Linked DNA regions of Mus musculus: region 2 is linked to region 1. A link is a contact called in ENCODE Hi-C or POLR2A ChIA-PET data. All regions are on one chromosome and are shown on one strand. Each heading gives the region's core, a stretch centred on a gene start or an enhancer-like site at or near the end of the contact. The rest is flanking DNA. Distances are from core to core; before and after follow the strand shown. Region 1 holds the start of B930092H01Rik (RIKEN cDNA B930092H01 gene). Region 2 holds the start of Tle3 (transducin-like enhancer of split 3).

Region 1 (4,293 bases), core at 1,198-3,697:
AGCAGCTGTCCTTACACCCGCTGTGCTGGTTAGTTCCTGTCAACTTGACACACACTAGAGTCACCTGGGGAGGAGGGAACCTCAGTTGAGAATTTGCCTCCATCAGATTGGCCTGTGGGCATGTCAGTAGGGCATTTTCTTAGTGGTTAATTGACGTAGGAGGCCTCAGTCCACTGTGGGCGGCACGATCCTTAGGCAGGTAGGTCTGGACTTTTTTAAGAAGAGTGAGAATTGTAAGCTAAATAAACAGTGGAAAGTGAGTTAACACTCCTATCCCAGGCTCCCACGATTATAGTCAATAATGGTTTCTTTCTGGTATGCTAGTCTTGGACCGCCTTGCTTTATGTCATGCTCTCAAGATGTTCTGAGCCTGGATTTTCTACCTTATCCCATCTTCCAGGACCAGCTCAGATGCCACATGCTTCATAGCAAGGCCTCCTAGGGCTCACAAGTGAAATACCTCTGCCAACCCTTCAGCACTCTGTTGAAGAGTGACCTCTTGCCAGCCAGTGTAGCCCACATTGAACCCGTGTTTCCGAGGCTCTGTTGCTTGCAAAGGTCCTGACCATCAGGCCCATCGAAATCTGTCAGTACCCTGACCAGTGGCGGGGTGCTTCTCAGATGAACTTCAGTGATGCTCTGGGTGATGGGTGTGTGTATGTGCGTGGGGTGTAAGTGAGAAATGGGGTTGTATTCGGGCTTCTGGAGGGAACTACAGGGCTCAGGGGATAGAGCCGGTGCTTGCTAAGTGACTTGAGCACCAGAGGAGCCTCAGCCAAGCAGGGTGACCTGGTGACCTGTCTGTGAGGCAGAAGAGAACTAGATGTCCTGAAGCCAACAGAACTATAGGAACTACTTCCTGCCCAGGTCCCAGTGAAGTGATAGGAGGGGACAGGTGTGAGTAGCAGTCCCCTCAAGCCAGGGTCTGGGCCAAGTATGGGAAAGGTGTTTTCTCCCAGGGCTGACCTGGCAGCGCAGGGCTATGACTCAAGGGCCACCTTGAGAAATACTAGCTGGGTTTTTCCCAGCTTAGGGAGGTCCAGGAGCAATCCCTGGAGCACATGGCCGAGGGCCAGCTAGGCCACAGTCCCTACCCTCTGCTGCAGCGCTGAATATCATTCCCAGGGCCCACTCTGGCTATTGAAGCCTTTGCTTCCCACTTGGCTTGTCTCCCGCCTCAGCCACTGAAGTGTTCTTCCTCAGTTCTCAGCTACAGAGACGGGGACTTTCTCCCAGGAATGTGTCTGTTCCCCCCCCCCCCCCCCCCAGAATCATTCCTCTCCATCAGTTTATGGATGCTGGTCCAATGACCTGGATGCTAGACCACTGGAGGCAGAGAGTGTGGAGGCAGAGTTGCTCTCCATCGGCCAAGAGCAGCCAGGTCTGCCGCTTTCCCTCAGCTTCAGGGGAACTGCTTGGCATCTTAGGAAAGCAATGAACTGGGAATCAGGACATCTAACCCCTGGTCAGGCTTTGACCTGTTGTTCTAAGGCAGAGGAGAGCCAGACAACCTGAGGCCAACAGAACTCTATGAGCTACTCCTTGCATGGGTCCCAGTGAGATGGTAGGAGGGGACAGGTATGGGTGGCAGTCCCTTCAAGGCAGAATTTGGGAGGGGTGTTTTTTCCCAGGAGGTCCCCTTCCTCTGAATCCTAGCCATCTCTCCATACTCATCAGAAGTGTGGAGGTTTGGGGCTAGGTGTTCTCAACAGGCCCAGCTTATACAGTTTCAAAGCACCTTCCAAGAAAGAGAGCAACAGTCACCAGAGGTTAAGAACAGTACTCACTCAGAGAGGTTCAGGGCAGGAGTGTTGGCTGTGAAAGTATGAGGACCTGGGTTCGATCCCCAGCACCCTGGTAAAGGCAACTATGGTGTTACACATCTTTAATCTCAGTGCCGGGAAGATGGAGAGAAGATCCTTGGAACAGCCTAGCAGAGTTTGCAAGTTCAAGACTAGTGAGAGATCTTGATCCAAAGAACAAGGTAGAGGGGTTCCTGTGCAATGACCTCTGGCTTCCACAGAGGACATGTATACATACATATTCACATGTACTCACTCACACACATGCACACATATTCACACATCAAGCCACCCATACCCAGCAAAACCCCTATTGGGTTCAGTCTCCCATGCTGAGCCCATCCTCTTCTGAGGGACCCAGACTGTAGGTCTTCCAGAGAGTTGGTGAGTTAACCCCATGTTCTGTCTTTAGATTGGCTTCAGGAAGACTGTGGGCCAAGGCTGGCCGCCACCTCCTCCTAAACTAAAACTCAGCCGTCTGGGTCGAAAGACTACACTGTGTCCCTGGGCATGCTCCACATTTCCTCCCCAGCTGGCAGGGAGGGCACAGGCAGTTTCACACACTGAGATCTTGGCTCCCCAATGGGCAGCCTCCCTGAGGCGAGAGCCTGGCTTTCCTATTTTGGCCTAGGGCAGCCCCAGGCACAATCCACAATCGGTTCCCTGAAATGATGCTGGTGACTGAAGTGAGTGGTAGGTGGGGTCACCCCCTCTAGTCGGAATGGGTGTGCTTCTGGAACCTTCTGCTTAAATGGTTTCTGACAAAGCCTGAGAGGCAGGGGGAGGGGCCGCCTGCCTCTCCTAAACTACATTGTTCCTAATGGGCTGTGTTCTCGGCTGATGAGAGAGATGTTCAACAGAAACCTGACAGAGAAGGCTACAGACTCAGGGATGAGTGAGTAATTAGACGCTAATTAATTTGCATTTCACAAGAGAATCAGGGATGTTAAGGGAGGAAAAAAAACCCTGCAAAGATTAAAGGCCTCATGTAGAAGGAAAATCTGGGACAAAGGGCCGGTGGAGCAGCCGTAGCTGAGGGGGGGATGTCAGCGGGAACAGGTGGCCATGTGGGCATTCAATGGAGCAGGTGTGGCTGTAGCCAGGGAGGTCAGAAAGGCCTGGGTTTCCTGCAGTGCTCAGGACTGTTCCACAGACTACCCTGAGCTGCCTGCTGGGAGTGTGGCTAAGTGCTCCCCTCCCCCCAGGCTGGCCTCAAACTTCTGAGTAGCTGAGAATGGAATCAGCCTGAACTTCTAATCCTCCTGCCTCCTCCTCTTCCTCAAAGACTGAATTACAGGCATGTGCTATCATGACTGGTTTATGTAGTCCTGGGGATTGAACCCAAGGACTCATGGATAAAAGGCGAGAACTCTACTAACTGAACCACGTCCCCAGCTTTGGTGGGAGAGACAGCAAATGACATGTGTAAAAAAAAAAAAAAAGAAGTTTCTGTCTCTTAATCTTCTCTGTAAAAGATGCAAAAACGGTGGTTTTATAATTAAAGTTATTTAAATCTTATATTTTAATGGCATTTTTTTTTTTTTTTTGGAGACAGGGTCTCTTTATGCAGTCTGGCTGTCCTGGAATTCACTCTATAGTCCAGGCTAGCTTCCAACTCAGAAATCCACCAGCTCTGCCTCCCAAGGGCTGGGATTAAAGGTGTGCGCACTCACACCTGGCTCCTCTTTTAACAGGGCTGTAACAAAGAGATCAGTGCTGCCTTTGGCCTCTGGACAAGTGACTGCTTCTCAAAACAGAAGGTAGGAGGCAAGTGAGGTGGCTCAGAGGGTGGAAGAGTCACGTGTTCCACATGCCATCCAGAAACACCCTGCTCACATGTGTAGCAGGTGGGCAACCTGCAACTCTTGTGTCTTTGAATTCCTGCCCTGGCTGCTTTTGCCTCTCTGGAGCAGCCTGCACTTCATTTCAGAGCAAGACAAGGGTGTCGCAGTTATCTAGATGTTGCTGTAACAGACTATCTGAGACTGGAGAATTTATAAAGAAAAACGTTTACTTAAGTTATAATCCTGGAAGCTGGAAGCTCAGAACTGGGCAGCCACGTGCAGCTGAGCCATGTGGTGGTTGTGAGCAGACACCTGTAGAAGGGACAGAACCAATGAAGCAGACTTGCTTGCAACGGCTGGCTTTCTGGAAAATGAGTCCGGTCCAGGGAGAAAGACATTCATCTCTTTTTGACCACTCACCCCTGTCTTAAGGCTCACCTTCTAATACCTCCACAGCAACAACCACATTTCAGCATGAGGCCTTGTGCAAAAGAGCATGAGTTTGATCCCCAGAACCCCTAGAAAATAAATACACTTGTAAGCCCAGGGTTAGGGAGGCAGAGATAGGCTGACCATGGGGCCAACTGGCTAGGCAGCTTGGCTTATAAGGAGTGACATTCAAACTTAACCTCTGGCCTTAATAAACACACACATACACACACACACACACACACACACACACACTCACGGGATGGCCTGATGCTTCC
Region 2 (4,293 bases), core at 628-3,127, 79 kb before region 1:
TTAGGAGCTGGGAGATCGCAGAACGCAAAGGGTTAAGGCTGCGCGCTCGGTGAGGGGAAACAAAAGGCGGAGGCCCAGCCGCCCCGCAGCCGGGGGTCGACGTCCCCCTCGGCCCCGCGGGGGGGGGGTAGCAGGAGCGCGCAAGGCCGCCCTCCTCGCCAGCCCGGGGCCACCCCCCACCCGCCTTACCTGTGATACTGAGCTTGCAGGAACTGGAATTCGTCTTTGATCCTGTCACAGGACTCGGCCACAGTGAATTTAAATCCCGGCTGCCCGGGTTGATGGGGTGCCTGGAGCCCACAAGGACAACATAGGGGAGAGGAGTGGGCACATCAGAAGGGCTCCACGCGGCCCCGTGCCTCCTCTGGGTCCCTGGCCCCCTCCCCGCCGGGAGCCTCCGGCAAGGCCACCACCCCACAGCCCAGAACCTTCCCAGCAAGTTTTTCAACGCTCTCCCGACGGGGCCCGGAAGCGGGCATCCCGACCACCCCCAAAGCCAAAAGGGCTCTGGCGGCCAAGTGCCGAGAGCGCGAGTTGGAAGACTTAGGAGAGGGGCCGGGGCGGAAGCCAGCGTCCCCCTCCAACGCAGGCCGCCCGGGCCACTCGAGCGCAATTACCCTTGGCTCTCTACGGCGCCCCCACCCACCCAGCCCCTTTGTGTGAGCGCACACACGCGCGCGCACCATAAAGGTAGCAACAAGCAAAATGGAGGTGCTAGATAAACTGCCTCGTTTACCCTGCCATGATAGATGCTTAAATAAGCCTAGTTGCAATTACTCACCGGATGTCTGCCTTGCGGATACATGGCAGGGAGGGGTCGCGATTCCGAGAGCTTGGAAGCGCTGAGAGCCCGAGCCGGGGACGTGCGGGGGAGGGGGGAGGCGAGCCCGAGCGGGGGGCGGCCGGGGAACCGAGAGCTCGCCCCCGGCCCCCCCAGCCCGCTCTCGCAGCGAAATCCCAGAGTCGGGCGTGCGCCCCAAGTGCAGACAAAGAGCGGCGGAGCGAGCGGCAAAGTCGTCGGCGGGCTCGCGCTTTGTGCGCCTAGGGCTCGGCCGGCTGCGGCCGGCCGCCTTCCCCCGGCTGCGTGAACAGTGTCAGAAGCCGGGTCTGCGTGGACATCATCGGCTCCCTGGCGGCTCCAGTGCGGAATCCCGAGGCCGGGGGTTTGCGGGAAGGGGGATTCTCCTGTCCCCTCACGGGTCAATCAGGACGATGAGGCTGGAGGGGGGCGCGTCTGGGCAGCCCGGAGCATCCGGGGCGCGCGGGTCAGATCCCAGAGGCGGTCGGGCCCGGAGCTCGCGGCGAGAAGAGAAAGGAAGCAGGCCACCGAGGTGACGGCTTGAGGACCGTGGGTGAGGGCTAGAGCCCAGCGAGGACGCTTCGACGCCCCCCCACCCCCCTCGGAGAGGAGAGCCTGCTGTTCCGTCTGCTCCTGCCGCCGCCGCCAGCCCTTCCCAGGGTCGAGGAGGAACTCCGGGCTCAGTCGGTGCAAATAATGAGCCGTGGCATCCTAACTCCAGCCGGCATAGGAAGCCTCGGCGAAGGGGTCCTCTGCTTTCAAGTGGATCGGCCGCGTCTCTGGCGAGGAGCGGTCTGCGTCCTGCCGCCTAGGAGCGCGCAGGCTGGAGAGCACCGGAGGGGGAGACGTAGCCCGAGCCCGGGAGCTCTGCGGCTTCTTTCCTTCCTCCCAGCCTGGCTCTCCTCTCCGCGCCCCGACAAACCCCCAAAACACACAAGCACACGCACTCAACACACACACGTACACGCACTCAAAAAAAAAAAAAAGTGCCTCGGACCTGCGGATACCACACACAGACAGGCGAAGGGGGCCGAGCACGAGGTCTGAACTGCCGCGAGAGCAGTTCCAAATAGGGACTGAAAAGTAACAAAATAATGTGGCGGCTTCGCCTAGCGTTGGCCAATGGGAGTGCGAGGCTCCCACGTGGGGCCACGGGACTCGGACTGCGACTGGGCGCCGCCAGGCGCGACGTCACAATGCCCTCTTGTGTCTAAAACTATGCATGAAAAGTAGCAATCAGGCCCTACCCGCTGGTGACTTTCGCTTGGGAGTGAAAAACAGCGCTCCTCACATCAGGAATTAACCGAAAGACATATAATAAATAGATATATATTATAGTCCTGGGCTGCTAGGTTTTTTTTCTTCTTTTTTTCCCACGATCTACTAGCAAATAATTATTTGGCGGGAGGGGAGAAGGAGAAAACGAGTAACAACAAAAGGGGGGGAAAAAAGGACAAGCTGTACAATCCTTAAAACCTGTGGCTGGTAGTAATGGATCAGTTGATTCTGCAGAGGCGGCGAACGATTGCCCCCCTCTAATCTCATTAGGGTTGCAAAGCAGCCCAATTAGATACTATAAAACAAACAGAATCACTTTGTCAGTTTAATGTTTTCACTTCAAAAGATTTAGGACCGATAAAATGCTGGCACCCAAAGTTACCTCCGACCTCTAAGACTGTTCTCCAAACTGAGTTTCTCTTTCTTTTATCCGTTTCTGCCCCCTCTCCCACCCTTGGGCGCCCCGCTTTTCTCCTTTGTTCATTCGCCCTTCTTTTCAGAAAGCCAAATAAACAGCGCCTCTGATGCAAGGCGGCTGCCGGCGAGGGGGAAGTCTGAGAACTCTGGCTTGGCGGGCCGCGCAGATGGAAGGGCCTGGCAGTCTGCGGACAACAGGCTCAGTAGTGCGGCTAGCCCCATTTGGGGCTCTTGCCCTTTGGGGACAGCTACGTCCTGGCCGCAGCCTTGCCAAGGCGGGTTCCTCAGCAGTGCTCCGGGCCCGAGATGGTGAAGAAGGGAAAGCACGGAGTTGGGGCCCTCCTGGCTACGACCCAGAGTTCCGACCCCGTTTCTTGGCCTGATGGCCTGCCTGGGCACATGCATCGGCAGCCACCCGTGGAAGAGCGACTGCGAGCCTGGAGCGTCCCTGGTCACCAGCATAGACACCCAAGGAGGCGTAGATATTCGACTCTGGGGCCCATCTGCTCGCAGACAAGGGTCACGTCAGGGCACACTGCCCACCCTAGGTCCGCCGGCCTCGGAGAACCAACGCCGAGTGGGCCGCCCAGGTGTCCTCGGGTCCCTCCCGGCTTTCCCACCAAGCTTGCACGCAAGCACACGCTCCTGGCCCGTTGCGGGCGCGCGCGAGCCGGCCGCGCGCCCCCGGAATCTATATTTTCCCCTCATTAGGAGCCTGAGTTTCGCGTTTGCATCTTAATGAGTAGCTGGGAGCGCGCGGGGACCTCCACGTGAGCGGCCGCCCCGAGATGGAGCCTCTCAGCGCCCGCTCCGGCCTCGACCACGCTCCCCTCTTCATTTATTTATTCTCCTAAATAAAAACATAAATCGTGTACGATGCGCACCGAAAAGGGGGAGGGGGCAGGGAGAAGCCTAGCTCGACAGATGCGAGCATCTGGCCAAAGCATCCATTAGTCTCAAAATGGCTCCTCTTTGGAGCTTCCCTCTCCCCTCCCCCTTCTCTGCCCTCCCCCTTACGTCACGGGTGGGCGCACCCGCTTCCTACCCGGCCCGCCCCTTTCTCGCTCCAGCCCCCACGTGGGGCGCGCCGGCCACGCCCCCGAGCAAGTCTAAAACCCAATCACAGACCAGCAAAGAGACTCTCGACTAGTAATTGGTGGAGATTCCGAGAGCTGTCAGTCCTTAGCCAGAGCTGTCAGTCAAAACCACGAGGGGTGGGGGAGCGCTGACAAATGCCGAGGCTTCTGAGCCTCCCGCTTGCAAATAGTGCTTGGAATGGCTGCTTAATTAGCTTTGAATGGCTTTTCCTTCCAGCTCAAACAATCTGTCACTACCATGTGGTATAAAGGAGCCATGCATAAAAAAGTAAGCAGAGGCTAAATATCAATTTGATTTTGTGTATCAAAGGAATATTTTATTTTTCTCCCTAGTAATGAAACGTATCAATTTAAATAATAAAAGGTAAAAACACACACAAACCCTGAAGAAAAAAAAAAGAAGAAGAAAAAGGAAAGAAAGAAAGAAAAAAAAGGAAGAAAATCAAAACCCAAACTCCACGGTGTTCCTACTCCTGCGCACGTCTGAAATAGGTAATTTCTATGGGCCGCGTTCAGGAGGAAGTCTGAGATTTTCCATCTCCACCGCCCCCCTTTAAACTTGCATTTAGTTTTGTTGTTGTTGTTCTGGTCTTAGGAGTGCTGGGGGGGGATGGGTGTCGAGGAGAGGTGAGGTTGGGGAAGAAGGGGAACTTTAAAGGGATCTCTTTGAAGCTGCTAATCAAAGTGCAGGGGTTTTAAGAC

Evidence for each region. A loop is a pair of places that touch in the nucleus more often than their neighbours do. ChIA-PET counts read pairs that join two places held with the same protein, here RNA polymerase II (POLR2A).
Region 2: POLR2A ChIA-PET joins it to region 1 with 94 read pairs in embryonic stem cell. The contact joins the promoter of Tle3 here to the promoter of B930092H01Rik in region 1. A Hi-C loop is called at or near these places in 9 of 37 maps with a recorded cell type or tissue (Patski, heart, left cerebral cortex and 1 more). POLR2A ChIA-PET finds 5 or more read pairs at or near these places in 4 of 5 experiments (Patski and embryonic stem cell).

Annotation. Positions count from the first base shown.
Region 1 is chr9:61,291,963-61,296,255 of GRCm38, reverse strand. It overlaps B930092H01Rik (RIKEN cDNA B930092H01 gene), which reads left to right and starts at 2,447. Exons shown (of 5, transcript NR_045334.1): 1 at 2,447-2,488; 2 at 3,497-3,562.
Region 2 is chr9:61,369,950-61,374,242 of GRCm38, reverse strand. It overlaps Tle3 (transducin-like enhancer of split 3), which reads right to left and starts at 1,877. Exons shown (of 20, transcript NM_009389.2): 1 at 782-1,877; 2 at 190-290. The coding sequence starts at 805. It overlaps Gm34157 (a long non-coding RNA gene), which reads left to right and starts at 3,753. Exons shown (of 3, transcript XR_379512.3): 1 at 3,753-3,859; 2 at 3,956-4,083.